2 separate regions of the Homo sapiens genome follow, and region 2 is linked to region 1. The links are chromatin contacts, found by POLR2A ChIA-PET in ENCODE. All regions are on one chromosome and are shown on one strand. Each heading gives the region's core, a stretch centred on a gene start or an enhancer-like site at or near the end of the contact. The rest is flanking DNA. Distances are from core to core; before and after follow the strand shown. Region 1 holds the start of TBL2 (transducin beta like 2). Region 2 holds the start of LAMTOR4 (late endosomal/lysosomal adaptor, MAPK and MTOR activator 4).

Region 1 (4,444 bases), core at 1,434-3,933:
CCCTCACCCAGGCTGCAGTGCAGTGATGCAATCACGGCTCACTGCAAAACCACCTCCCGGGTCCAAGTGATCCTTCTGCCTCAGCCTCCCAAGTAGCTGGGACCACAGGCATGTGCCACCACGCTCGTCTAATTTTTGTAGTTTTTGGTAGAGACGGGGTTTCACTATGTTGCTCAGGCTGGGCTCAAGCTCCTGGGCTAAAATCTGGGCCTCCCAAAGTGGTGGGATTACAGGTGTGAGCAATCACACCCAGCCTATTTATTTATTTTATAGAGATGGGGTCTTGCTATGTTGCCCAGACTGGTCTTGAACTGCTAGGCTCAAGCAATCTTCCCACCTTGGCCTCCCAAAGTGTTGGGGATCACAGGCTTTAGCCACTGTGCCTGGCGGCTGTAATTATTTTAAAAGAAGTTTTCTTCTTTCTTTCTTTTTTTATTTATTTTATATTTATTTTTGAGATGGAGTCTCACTCTTATCACCCAAGCCGGAGTGCAGTGGAGCAATCTTGGCTCACTGCAACCTCTGCCTCCCAGGTTCAAGTGATTCTCCTGCCTCAGCCTCCCGAGTAGCTGGGATTAGAGGCGTGGGACACCACGCCCAGCTAATTTTTGTACTTTTGGTAGAGACGGGGTTTCGCCATGTTGGCCAGAGACGGGGTTTCACCATGTTGGCCAGGCTGGTCTCGAAGTCCTGACCTCAGGTGATCCTCCCGCCTCGGCCTCCCAAAGTGCTGGGATTACAGGCATGGGCCACCGCACCCGGCCTTAAAAGAAGTTTTCTGGCCGGGCGCGGTGGCTCAAGCCTGTAATCCCCCAAGCACTTTGGGAGGCCGAGGCGGGCAGATCATGAGGTCAGGAGATCGAGACCATCCTGGCTAACACGGTGAAATCCCGTCTCTACTAAAAATATTTTTAAAAAATTAGCCGGGCGTGGTGGCGGGCGCCTGTAATCCCAGCTACTCGGGAGGCTGAGGCAGGAGAATGGCATAAACCCAGGAGGCGGAGGTTGCAGTGAGCCGAGATCGCGCCACTGCGCTCCAACCTGGGCAATAGAGCAAGACTCTGTCTCAAAAAAAAAAATAAGTTTTCTATGAAAAAATTTCCTGGTCTGGGCCAGTCGCGGTGGCTCACACCTGTAATCCCAGCACTTTGAGAGGCTGAGGCGGGCGGATCACGAGGTCAGGAGTTCAAGACCAGCCTGACCAATATAGCGAAACCCCGTCTCTACTAAAAAATACAAAAAATTAGCGGGGCATGCTAGCGGGCACCCGTAATCCCAGCTACTCGGGAGGCTGAGGCAAGCGAATCGCTTGAACCCGGGAGGCAGAGGTTGCAGTGAGCAGAGATGGCGCCATTGCACTCCAGCCTGGGCGACAGTGCAACGAGACTCCATCTCAAAAAATAAAAAATAAAAATAATCTCCCAGCTCGGCATGGTGGCTCACGCCTGTAATCCCAGCACTTTGGGAGGCCGAAGCAGGTGGATCACCTGAGGTCAGGAGTTCGAGACCAGCCTGGCCAACATGGCAAAACCCCCGTCTCTATAAAAAACACAAAAAGTAGCAGGGCATGGTGGCACGCGCCTGTAATCCCAGCTACTCTGGAGGCTGAGGCAGGAGAATCTCTTGCACCCGGGAGACGGAGGTTGCAGTGAGCCGAGACGCGTCACTGCACTCCAACCTGGGCAACCGTCTCAAAAGTAAATACATAAATAAATAAATAAAATAAGTTTTCTATTAAAAATTCTCCCTTTTAACTTTCGACTTGCCAGGCCAGCCCCAAATCCAGGCCCTCGTCACCTCCCTCTCGGATCCTTGAAGCCACTGCCGGTTTTCTGATTTTGGTCTTTTCACACAAAGGTCCATCCAGGGAATCCTCAGACACAGCTTTTGCCCCACCTCTCCCTGTAATGAGCAGCTTGTTGGATGGAGCCAGCGCTCAACGTCCCCCAGACCTTTCCGCCCCTCTAGCCATTTCCCACATCCCAGCTTCTCAGGTCTTTGCGGAGGCTGTTCCACTCCACGCGCCTGGCCTACTCTTCCTTAAAAGCCCATCTGAACTTTCGCTGATGCTGAGTTTCCTATCCGTTAAATGGTAATAATAATCCCCGCCCCGCTTCCTTGAAAGGATCCAGTGTGGTGATGGCTGGAATAATGCCTTTAATAAACAATTATCAGTGAGTTCTTCAGGAGGAGGCGTGAGCAGTGATCGCAAATCCCGCCTTCCTCCGCCCTCCGCAGCCCTGCAATCTCAACCGCCAGGCGACCCGCCCCTCGAAACGCACCAAGGGTCGAGCCCTGCCCCTCGAGATGTTCTACTTCCAGGCCCCGCCCCTCGAGACACTCTACCTCCGGGTTCTGCCCCTCGAGACGCTCTAACAACCCAGCCCCGCCCCTCGAGACGCGCTAACTCCAGACTCTGCCTCTCGAGGCGCTCTAATAACTAGGCTCGGCGGGTGGAGATGCTCTAACTCCAGGCCCCGCCCCTCGAGCGCCACAACAGCCGGGCCCCACCCCTTGAGGTGCTTTAACGGCCAGGCCCCGCCCTGAAGGCGTTGTAACAACCAGGCTCCGCCCCCAGGCGCTCTAACGGCCAGGCCCAGCCGCTTGAGGCTCCCCAACGGCCAGGCCGCGCCCCCGCGTGCGTGCGCGGCCCGGCAGAGCCGTGCGGGCGCCCGCGTACTCACTAGCTGAGGTGGCAGTGGTTCCACCAACATGGAGCTCTCGCAGATGTCGGAGCTCATGGGGCTGTCGGTGTTGCTTGGGCTGCTGGCCCTGATGGCGACGGCGGCGGTAGCGCGGGGGTGGCTGCGCGCGGGGGAGGAGAGGAGCGGCCGGCCCGCCTGTAAGTGGGGCCGGGTCGGGTGGGGGCGGCCCGCGGTGTCCCGGCTCCCGGCCTCCTCGTGGTCCGACCTGCGGTTTGGGCCCGCGGCTGGTGGGGCCCGGCGACTCCATGGGCCTCAGTTTCTCCTCTGGTAACGTGAGCTTCGCTTCCAGAGACGGGGACCCGCCTTGCCGGGTTAGGCGCACCTCCTGGGGCGGGACTGGCTCCAACCTGGGCCCCTTACTGCGGCTTTCTCTGTGGCCGAGGCCAGGCCGTCCCCGGGGTGGCCAGGAGAGCACCGTAAACTCTTCAGCCTGCTCCGTGGCCGCGATCTCGGAAAAAGCACCAATTCTGTGATGTGCAGCAGCATTTACTGGGCATCTATGACCCTGTGATAGGCTTTGGGGTCTTTTTCTGTAAGGAGTCCAGTAAAGGAGAAGTACATCTGTATTATGAACACCTAAATATGTAAGTGAAAAACACGGTGAAATAAGTTTCACTGAGGCCAGGCGAAGTGGCTCACGCCTGTATTCCCAGCACTTTGGGAGGCCGAGGCAGGGAGATCGCTTGAGCCCAGGAGTTTGGGACCAGCCTGAGCAACATAGCAAGACCCCATCTCTACGCAAAATTAGCTGGGTGTGGTTGTGCACGCCCCTGTAGTCCCAGCTCCATGGGAGGCCGAGGCAGGAGGGTGTCGTGAGTCCAGGAATTCAAGGCTGCAGTGAGTTGTGATAGATCGCGCCACTGTACTTCAGCCTGGGTGACGGCAAGAGCCTGTCTCTGAAAAGTTTCATAGAAGAGGTTAGTACTAGAAATGGGAAACACCAGAGAGTCAGTGGGCAGCCCTGCTCTTTTTATTTATTTTTCAGACAGAGTTTCGCTCTTCTTGCCCAGGCTGGAGTGCAGTGGCACAATCTTGGCTCGTTGCAACTTCCGCCTGCCAGGTTCAAGCGATTCTTCTGCCTCTGCCTCCCGAGTAGCTGGGACTACAGGCACACACCACCACGCCTGGCTAATTTTTGTATATTTAGTAGACGGGGTTTCGCCACGTTGGTCAGGCTGGTCTCGAACGCCTGATCTCAGGTGATCCACTCGTCCTGGCCTCCAAAAGTGCTGAGATTACAGGCGTGAACCACTGTGCCCGGCCAGCCCTGCATTTTTTTTTTTTTTTTTTTTGCAGGGGGACGGAGTTTTGCTCTGTCGCCCAATCTGGAGTCTAGTGGCGGGATCTCGGCTCACTGCAAGCTCCGCCTCTGGGTTCACGCCATTCTCCTGCCTCAGCCTCCTGAGTAGCTGGGACTACAGGCGTCCGACACCACACCCGGCTAATTTTTTGTATTTTTTGAGTAGAGACGGGGTTTCACTGTGTTAGCCAGGATGGTCTCAATCTCCTAACCTCTTGTGATCCACCTGCCTCGGCCTCCCAAAGTGCTGGGATTACAGGCGTGAGCCACCCTGCCTGGCCGAGTCCTGTTCTTTTATGGGGGAGGTGGTTGTTAGGGAAATCATTACTGAGAATAGGGGGCACATGAGGTAGTGTGGGGTCTCAAAGGATGGTTCTAGAAGAAGAGTTTGCCAGAAGGCCAAGGAAAAAAGACATTCCTGCCAATGGCAATACCCGAG
Region 2 (4,444 bases), core at 1,441-3,940, about 27 Mb before region 1:
GACCATCCTGGCTAACATGGTGAAACCCCATCTCTACTAAAAATACAAAAAAGTAGCCGGGCATGGTGGCGGGCGCCTGTAGTCCCAGCTACTAGGGAGGCTGAGGCAGGAGAATGGCGTGAACCCGGGAGGCGGAGCTTGCAGTGAGGGGAGACTGCACCACTGCACTCCAGCCTGGGTGACAGAGTGAGACTCCGTCTCAAAAAAAACAAAAACAAAAACAAAAAAACAGGCCGGGTGCAGTGGCTTATGCCTGTAATCCCAGCACTTTGGGTGGGAGGCTGAGGCGGGCAAATCATGAGGTCAGGAGTTCGAGACCAGCCCGGCCAACATGGTGAAACCCTCTCTCTACTAAAAATACAAAAATTAGCTGGGCATGGTGGTGCACACCTGTAATCCTAGCTAATCAGGAGGCTGAGGCAGGAAAATCACTTGAACCCGGAAGACGGAGGTTGCAGTGAGCTGAGATCATGCCACTGCACTCCAGCCTGGGCCACAGAGCGAGACTCTGTCTCAAAAAACAAAAACAAAAAAAAACAAAAACAAAACTCTTCTCTCCTTGCTCCTCCTTCTTACCACCACTTGCCCAGTCTCATCTCTTTTTTTTTTTGTTTTTTTTGAGACGGAGTCTTGCTCTGTCGCCCAGGCTGGAGTACAGTGGTGTGATCTCGGCTAACTGCAACCTCCACCTTCCAGGTTCACGCCATTCTACTGCCTCAGCTTCCCGAGTAGCTGGGACTACAAGTGCCCGCCACCAGGCCTGGCTAATTTTGTTTTTGTATTTTTAGTACAGACGGGGTTTCACCGTGTTGGCCAGGATGGTCTCGATCTCCTGACCTCGTGATCCGCCCGCCTTGGCCTCCCAAAGTGCTAGAATTACAGGCATGAACCACCACGCCCAGCCCAGTCTCATCTCTTAATGACGCCTCCTTCTGCCCATCTTCACATCACTAACAACAATATTGCTCAACCACCTCACTGGGTCTTGTTTCTGTTTTAAAAAACCTTTCAAACTGTATTACCTTCAAGAATAAGTTCAAGTGTGTTAACCTGGCCTTGAAGATCCTTCACAATTACATCCTCCCTGACCATATCCTCCTCTCTTCCCTCAAACCTTCCCAAATCTTTTCAGCATAAACTTACCATCAGTTCAGATAGGTTAGTGCCACACACCTGCAAATAAGTCCTCCCCCACTGTAAATACTCTCCTTTAAGGTGGGCTGAATTCCTACCTCCCGGAAAGTTAGTTACCTTGTCATAACATGTTGAATTTTTAATATCCTGGATTCCCTCAATAGTCTTTACCACCTGTATTGTTTTCAACCCTTAACCTTAAGCTTTGTCTCTACCTAAGTCAAAAACATCTGGAGACTTAACACTATACAGTACTATGGAACAAAATACAAATGCCTCTTTAAGAAATACCAAATAAAGGCCAGACGTGGTGGCTCACGCCTGTAATCTAGAGACCTAACACCATACAGTACTATGGAACAAAATACAAATGCCTTTTTAAGAAATACCAAATAAAGGCCAGGCATGTTGGCTCACGCCTGTAATCCCAGCACTTTGGGAGGCTGAGGCAGGTGGATCACCTGAGGTCAGGAGTTTGAGACCAGCCTGGCTAACACGGTGAAACCCCGTTTCTACTAAAAATACAAAAAATTAGCAGAGCATGGTGGCACGTGCCTATAATCCCAGCTACTCGGGAGGCTGAGGCAGGAGAATCGCTTGAACCCCGGAGGCGGAGGTTGCAGTGAGCCGAGGTCGCACCACTGCACTCCAGCTTGGGCAACAAGAACGAAACTCAGTCTCAAAAACTATAAATAAATAAATCGCAGCCGTTAGGAGACTAAGATTCCACAGACTGATTACTGAAAGTAATTGCAAAAACTGCAAATACTTTTGTACCAACCTAATAGATGCCAGGCAGGAAACCAGATAAAAGCCGAGAAAAGAAGGGCCAATATTAGAAGGGGTTACCGGGCTGTGTGCACTAAGGGACCCCCTCCCTTTCCCAGAACGCACCGCCAGCACTGCACCTTCACTCAGTACCAGGTAGCCGAGCTGGTCTGGGATTCGCTCCAGCCCCTGGGTCAGCGCAGAAGTCTAGTGGGTAAAGATGCAAGTCGTGAGAAGCATGCTAGAGGGATGGACGGCCCGATACCCTTCACCTGCAAACCCAAGTCTCTGGGTTGACGATGGCCCCAGGTTTTCTCATTCCCCAGCCAGGTCCCTTCCCGGCCCCCTCCCCCCTACATGGTCCTCAATACTGATCTTCCCGAGCCTCCATCTGCCCCCACTCTCGCCCCCGGGCTCCCCTGGCCTTCCACATCCCACCTTTGCTACCCCAAGGGGCCTTTGCTGCCCCACTGGCCCCTGCCCCCAGACCCTCTCTTCACCTCCCTTCGTCTCCGCCCGACCTGCAGACTACCCGCAGCCCCAGAACACCCTCCCACAGACCCCTCCCCAGCATTCTCGTCGCCATCCCTCCCATTTCCATCCCCTCTTCCTCCCCGAGCGGATAGGAGGTGAGGGTGGAGCGCAGGCCCACCAGGGGGAAACCACACAGACTGGGGAGCAGAGACGCTGAACCCCCGGCGGGTCCTCTCGCGCATGCGTCCTCACTCACCATCGCAGTCTTCGGTGCTGGGGGAGCTCCCTACCAGATAGGTAGCTTCCGGCTTCAGGCCCCGGTCACGTGCTTGCAGCCGCTGCGCTCCTCCTTCTGCTTGCGCCACTGGCCTTTAGCCCCGCCTCTAGCATGAGGATTGGACAGTGGCCACGTCGTCAGACCCAACCAGCCAGTGCGAAGCGCTGTTTCCCGGAGGCGCACGTTGATTGGTGATATCCCCTCTTTAACACCCATCTCCCCGCCCCTCAGTGCCTGAGCGAGAGGAAGACGCGGGAGCGTCCGAGGAGGGGAGGATCTGGGAGGGGCGGGAGTAGGCCGGGGTTGACCGTTTGGTCCTGGGCGCACTGTCTGGAGCCAGAGTTCCGCCTGAGCCAGGATGCCCGCTGGTGTGACCCCCCCAAATGAATCCCTTCCCAGGTTTAAGACTGGACCCAAAAACTAGAGAATAAAAGGAAATAACGTGCAATGCATGTGAAAAACTATTCAAGGCTGGGCGCCGTGGCTCACGCCTGTAATCTCAGCGCTTTGCGAGGCCGAGGACGGATCATTTCAGGGCAAGAGTTCGAGACGAGCCTGAGCAACATAGCGAGACCCTCCCCAGTCCCCCCGCTCCAACCACCTCTACAAAAAAATAAGAAAATAAGCCGGGCATGGTGCCTCACGCCAGTAATTCCAGCTACTAGGGAGGCTGATGGAGGAGAATCTCTTGAGCTCAGCAGTTGCAGAGTGCAGTGAGCTATTATGGTGCCACTGCACTCCAGCCTGGGTGCCCTTCCTCTAAAAAAAAAAGAAAAGAAAAGGAAAAAAAAGGTACTCAAATGCTACTTTTTTTTTTTTTTGAGTCGGAGTCTCACTCGGTCGCCCAGGTTGCAGTGCAATGGCGCGATCTCTGGCTCAATACAACTTCCGCCTCCCGTGTTCAAGCAATTCTCCTGCCTCAGCCTCGCGAGTAGCTGGGATTACAGGCGCCCACCACCACGCCCGGCTATTTTTGTGTTTTTAGTAGAGATAGGGTTTCACCATATTGGCCAGGCTGGTCTCAAACTCCTGACCTCGTGATCCGCCCGCCTCGGCCTCCCAAAGTGCTGGGATTACAGGCTTGAGCCACCGCGTCCGGCCCTCAAATGCTACTTTTGTGCCTACTCAAGACAGCTCTTTGTTGAAGACAAGAATTTGTTCCCGAAGTGGTTTTTTTGTCCCCAGATTCAGTCCGGGACAATGTGGTGGTAAATAGAATCCCCAGCTAGCCAATGCAGCTGCAATACTGAATATTCATTCCCTACAGGAAAAAATTAGAAACAGTACCTTGGAATGATACACACACACACACACACACACACACACACACACATCACACAATATATGTAAACATTAGAAATTTTTGTTTTAAATAATTTCTAAACCTGTTGCCATATTAATGTGGTGGAGGCTGTGTTAGTGAAATAATATGAAGAATGATTCTAGAAGCCTGGGCAACATAGCAAGACCCCATCTCTAAAAATTTAAAAATTAACCAGGCATGATACTGCACATGTAGTCCCAGCTACCCGGGAGGCTGAGGTGGGAGAATCGCTTGAGCCCAGGAGGTTGAGGCTGCAGTGAGCCATGATCATGCTACTGCACTCAAGACTGGGTAAAAGAGCAAGATTGTCTCAAAAAGCAACAAAAAAATCTGAATATAATAACAATTGTTAAAGTCTGGGTGTCTTTTAAGACTTGTTAGAAACAGCAATTTCAAGGCTGGGCGTGGTAGCTCACACCTGTAATCCCAGCACTTTGGGAGACCAAGGCGGGTGGATCACCTGAAGT

What was found. ChIA-PET counts read pairs that join two places held with the same protein, here RNA polymerase II (POLR2A).
Region 2: POLR2A ChIA-PET joins it to region 1 with 11 read pairs in activated CD4-positive, alpha-beta T cell. The contact joins the promoter of LAMTOR4 here to the promoter of TBL2 in region 1. POLR2A ChIA-PET finds 5 or more read pairs at or near these places in 2 of 52 experiments (A673 and activated CD4-positive, alpha-beta T cell).

What each region holds. Positions count from the first base shown.
Region 1 is chr7:73,576,818-73,581,261 of GRCh38, reverse strand. TBL2 (transducin beta like 2) reads left to right here and starts at 2,683. Exons shown (of 7, transcript NM_012453.4): 1 at 2,683-2,842. The coding sequence starts at 2,713. RefSeq lists an enhancer at 2,032-2,101 and a silencer at 2,432-3,071.
Region 2 is chr7:100,147,164-100,151,607 of GRCh38, reverse strand. It overlaps LAMTOR4 (late endosomal/lysosomal adaptor, MAPK and MTOR activator 4), which reads right to left and starts at 2,690. Exons shown (of 4, transcript NM_001008395.4): 1 at 2,633-2,690; 2 at 2,029-2,109. The coding sequence starts at 2,635. RefSeq lists silencers at 2,121-2,210, 2,221-2,310 and enhancers at 1,850-2,462, 2,611-2,720, 2,991-3,050, 3,075-3,687.